2 separate regions of the Mus musculus genome follow, and region 1 is linked to region 2. The links are chromatin loops, found by intact Hi-C in ENCODE. Cell type or tissue: left cerebral cortex. All regions are shown on one strand.

Region 1 (2,500 bases), 110 kb before region 2:
TGTAGTGTGTGTGGCATTCTTGCTGGTCTCTCCATGACTGATGCCTTGTACTTTTAGTCAATGCCCATTTGAGTCTTTTTGGCTAGGCGTGGGGAGGGGGTAGACCTCAACACAACTCAGCACAGAGCCTAGACTTATTCTTGCACCTGCCTCTTGTGTTCCCATTTAGTCTTAGAGTTAAGTTTTTGCTGTTGAATGCATGAGATCTATTCAGTGACTGGCCTGCAAAAATAGAAACAAAAGAAAAAAATAGCAACATTAATAAGAACTGCCTATCATAGCATCCTCTGAGGTTTTCTATGTCTATGACTGCTGTGTCCAGTTGGTGGACAAATCGTTGGCTTTGTTACTGTTACTTCTCCATGTTAACAGAGGCCTGTCCTATGTACTGACAACTGTACTGTAGCCAGGATCTGTGTGGGAGCATAGCAACAGAAGGCCCGACACAAGAAATGTAGGCTGCACTCCCTATAACCTACCCCATTTCCTTTTATATTTATCCTCAAGTAAAAGAAGGTACTCCTACTTCCTTACCATTTCAAAGTCCAGAGTTATCTGAAGCTTTCCTTCTAGGGCAGCCCACAGAATTCCTCTTACATTATCAGTCTTCTGGGTCACCAGGTGTCTTGTGGAAAACAGCAGATTTTTCTCTTCTCTTAAATATAATTTGCTTATTTTCTTAATTGCTTAAAATCATTCTTTAATGTTCATTAGGTTTTATTTTTGCTTTTGTTTTTGTTTTGTTTTGTTTTGTTTTGGCTCTATGATAAACCATCTGAATCAAAGTTTCAGGGTAGGTAGGCATCTCACTCAGCTTATGATTTCATAAATCCTTTTGTCACCTCCTGAGTTGGCTTGACTGCATTCTGTTTTGCTCTGTGAAACCCTGTAGCCAGCTGGATGGGCCTTGCCCTCGGGTTTTTGGCAGGTGAGTTTGCTGGGCTGCCAGCTAGGTAGTGTTTCTCTCACCCTGCAGCTTGCGAGCCCTGCTTCTGCTTCATGTTCTCAATCATACTGGGGATTCCCACTCATGTTCCTTTCATTATTATCTCATTCAGGAAAGCAAACTATGAACACAGAAACCGACATCTGTACTGCTCTGCTTCTTAAATCCACGCCCCCCCACACACACACATACACATACATACACATACTGTGGTAAATATTACAATACTTCTTGGCTAGCTTTGCAAGATCTATTTCCCACAACCTATGGAAAGCTTAGTGCAGGACACCAGTGATCCTGAGCTGCTAGGATCTAAAATGGGCTTCTCTCTATCAGCAGTACCAATCAGGTGCTGTGTTCCTTGAGTGGTGCCTAACTGCTTATTCTCATAGCTCTCCATCATCCATACTGTATGTTTTGAGATTCTTGTCTTCCTTGTGAGGCCTTTGACATAGAAGATGTTCCTGAACTTTGCACACAGGGAATCATGGGGCTTCACATAGTAGCTGCTCAGTGGTCTTGAGTGAGTTACTATTTCTAACTGCCCTCCTGTGTTAACAATGCTTTACTACTGTGCTTCTACATGAATCAGTGTAGAAAGTGGCCAGAATCTTGATTTTGTTTTTAAATTGCACTTGTTCGTTTTAACTTTCTGCAAAGACATTTGTCTGAATTGAATTCTTTTTATGCCATGTGACAGTTGCCTTCAAACATAACCAGTGCTTGGGGATCTTCAGTCCCCATTTGAACTTTAGGAATATTGCCAGTTGTCCCCACTCTACTTCTTGATTATGTGGGTTACGATTCTCTTTTCTTTTATTTCATATTTGTTGCTATTATCACTTCATTTGAACAGATAGCTTGGTGGAAAGCATCTACTTTCTCTAATGGTTAAATTAAAGCCTTAGAATTGGTTAGTTTTCAATAATCAGCTGATTTTGTTAACAATGGGAGTTGGCTTGAATATTATCAAGTATATTTTCAACTGTGATTCAGGCTTTGTTCTATTAAATAAAACAGGAAAGGGCAGAATTAAGAAACACTAAGCTCATCAACTAACTAAACCTGGTGCTTTTATGCAAAGCTTGAAATAAAGTGAAAATAAGGCTAGGTGTAAACATAAAATTGTCCAAAGTAATAGCTTAATTCAAAATAGCCACAAAAACATAGAACAGCTCCGTGGCTCAGTGGATAAAGACTGTTGCTAATGATAAGAGTCTAAATCCTCAGACCCCACAAAGTAGAAAAGGAGAAATAACTCCTGTGCATTGTCTTCTACCTCCCGAGGTGCACTGCAGCACCCCCTCAAACACAAATAAACAAAAGTAATTGGAAGCTCTTTCAGAAGAATTATCTTCTATGAAACTACAATAAAAATGTCCAAATCTGAAAACCAACCAAAAGTATAAATCATACATTAGCAGCTGGTTTAGTAACTAGACTGTCACTGAATGAATTAAATCAACTTGTCACGTCCACCATTACAGAGTAGGTCTGCACTTCAAAGCCTTCAGTACTCTGAGGAGAGCACTCTAAATGCTTTTAATTCACTTG
Region 2 (2,500 bases):
CAGCTTAGAAGCAGATTAGAAACAGAGAGAGAAGAGCTTTGCATTTCATGTCTGTGCCCCTGTGAATTTTTACCACTAGGAAGGTTTTGTGGCCCTTTGTTTCTACTAAAGTGCTATGGCTTTATTTGCTCAGGATAACAGGTACATTAACATGGAAAAACTGTTAGAAATTGCTATGACACCTTTGGTGAAGAACACTTATGAGCTGGCCATTGGGCCTCTCCAGTAAAGGGAAAGCAAACCTGATCAAGAATGAACCTACGTCTCCCCTCTCTTCCTTTATGGATCTTAAGCTTCTCTCTTTCATCATTTTGTTGGCAGATACAGCTATCCATCTTGTTTTAGTGAAACTGGTTGTGACAATAACTTGCCTGAGAAGATAATTCCAGTTTCCCTGCAGCATGGTATAAATTCATGGGTGAAATGTTTTTGGACCATGTAGCCAAATTTAGTGTGGACAGGGGTAACTTTATTCTCCCCTGACAGCACCATTAGTTCTGAAATTGTCACTTGAGTTGTACAAGCAGTGAATGGTATGTTGCTACTGAGTACCCACTGCAACCCCAGAGGCTCCCAGGGAGGGCGGGTTTGAGGACTGAGCTATGTTCACGTTGTTGCCACATGTACCGGACACAGAATCTGAACCAGGATTTCCTAAGTTCTGTTCTACTGAGTGTAACGCCCTGATTTTGCGCTACTGGCTGGGAGATATCAGGGAAGATCATCAGAGAGGCTTCTAAGATAAATCTACAGCTCAGTGGTAGCCTGCATTCAGCCACCGCTGGGTTCTTTCCTCTGACAAACAAATCATAGTTATTAAGTCCCTACACTGGGTAGGTACTGTCTTTTCTGATTGGGAATCCATAGGTAATAAGACATAAAATATGCTTTAAGTGTATTCATGATTGTAAGAAGACAGAGGTGACTCAAATTACTATCTTGGGATGTAGCTACCACGCACATCTAAATCGATTCTCTCTTCCTATGGAAGCTGACTGTCCAGTGAGTAGAACAAGATTCCCAACAGCTTTCTCAGTGTGAGTCACGGTGGCTTTTCTGGGAGCTCAAAGGAAACAGAGAAAGGAAGGATTAAAGCCCAAGTAGAGACCCACAAGATCAAAATTAGAAAGAGGCGTGAGGACTCAACAGACTCTGGCCAGGACAAGTAAGGATGTTTCCAGTGAGAGCAGCTGAGTATAGAAGACAATCAAGGAACCAGACTGTGTTTTGGATTTTCCCACACACACCTCTTGAGCTGCAGATGGTTGCAGTGGGGAAGTTCAGAGATGCTGCAGAGAGGATGGCCCTACTACAGGATCAGTGGCTACTGATCTAAGACACACATTAGTTGCTCATGACTGAAAAATGACTGCTTATGTAAAAGAGGTATAAGAGGAACAAGATTTGGAATACCAACATATTTACTGCAATGTATTAAGGCCACATTTACTGGAAAGTGAGATTAAACTTTGAACTGCCTGAGGTAGGATTCACAATTTCGATAAAGCAGCCAATATTATTTTTCTTTGTCACTGTTTTTATTTGAAGATTGTTGAGCTTCCATTATGATGCCAGTATGCTTGGGTCTCAGATCACCTCATATCCATGGATTAAACTGTCACTGAAGGAAAAAAAAAGACCTAGGAATGCTTGCATGCAACAGTCTTAACATCACAGCACCTGGCAGCATTCTTTGTAAATAGTTAACTCAGCCTCAGTCTAAATTACCTCATTAAGTCTAAATTACCTCTAAATGTCATGCAGCAGGAATTTTTAAAAATTGTATCAGTGTTCTAAGGACAATGGTGTGCATAGTCTCTTTTAAGTGTATTTCATGTTGCTGGGGAAAGTGTGAATGGGACTTAAGTAGATAAAGATAGGGCTCAATGTGACATCAGATTTAATTGCCATTAGCAATAGAGTCAGATTTCAATTACATCTCCTTGTGAGACCCTGTACTTGGCAGTTCTATCTCTTGACCAAGCCACCTATTTCTCATTTTCTTTCATCTATCCTAAAACCACATATGGGGTCATATATGCTCCCTGACACTGCCCTGTAAAACATTTTTCAGAAAACCATGAAAGTCACTTTGATGCTGATGGAACACTGCAGGGGTAATGCTTTTACTTTTTATAATCTGTGCTTGTTCCTGGATGGAGACCATTTAAAATAGTAAAACAAGAGCCTCCTTGTAGACGCTGCAAGCTTTTTTGGAATTAGAAGTATTCTGAGTGTATCTGTAGACATCTCACCATGGCTTCCATAGCCCTGGCAGACCACACAGCAAGCCTGGATTGGGCAAGTTCTGTTGAGTGCATGCAGCATTACAGTCTCCCTGCTGCTGTATTCTTGTTTGCCAGTAGTCAGAGACTGAGAGAGACATGAACAAATATTAGACATCCCCACAGTCATTCATTATTCTTGTGATTGCAACCAGTGTGAGGCCAACAATACAGCAGACTGTGACAACTACTGAATCTTTAAAGTTTAATCTAGA

The links. A loop is a pair of places that touch in the nucleus more often than their neighbours do. Peaks named below come from ENCODE experiments on the same cell type or tissue, not always from the same donor. Only the 100,000 strongest peaks of a DNase experiment are listed, where the experiment ranks them.
Region 1: a loop joins it to region 2, with 5 times the contacts of the local background. A loop is called at or near these places in 2 of 42 quality-filtered maps.

Annotation. Positions count from the first base shown.
Region 1 is chr1:175,183,352-175,185,851 of GRCm38, reverse strand. All of the region lies in intron 4 of Rgs7 (regulator of G protein signaling 7), which reads left to right. Among named protein-coding and RNA genes, the nearest start is that of Grem2, 260 kb to the right of the region's middle. In left cerebral cortex, no CTCF peak of the experiment used is centred here; DNase peaks (open chromatin) are centred at 448, 994 and 1,323; H3K27ac peaks cover 1,401 bases.
Region 2 is chr1:175,068,652-175,071,151 of GRCm38, reverse strand. All of the region lies in intron 17 of Rgs7 (regulator of G protein signaling 7), which reads left to right. Among named protein-coding and RNA genes, the nearest start is that of Grem2, 150 kb to the right of the region's middle. In left cerebral cortex, no CTCF peak of the experiment used is centred here; a DNase peak (open chromatin) is centred at 1,116; H3K27ac peaks cover 1,061 bases.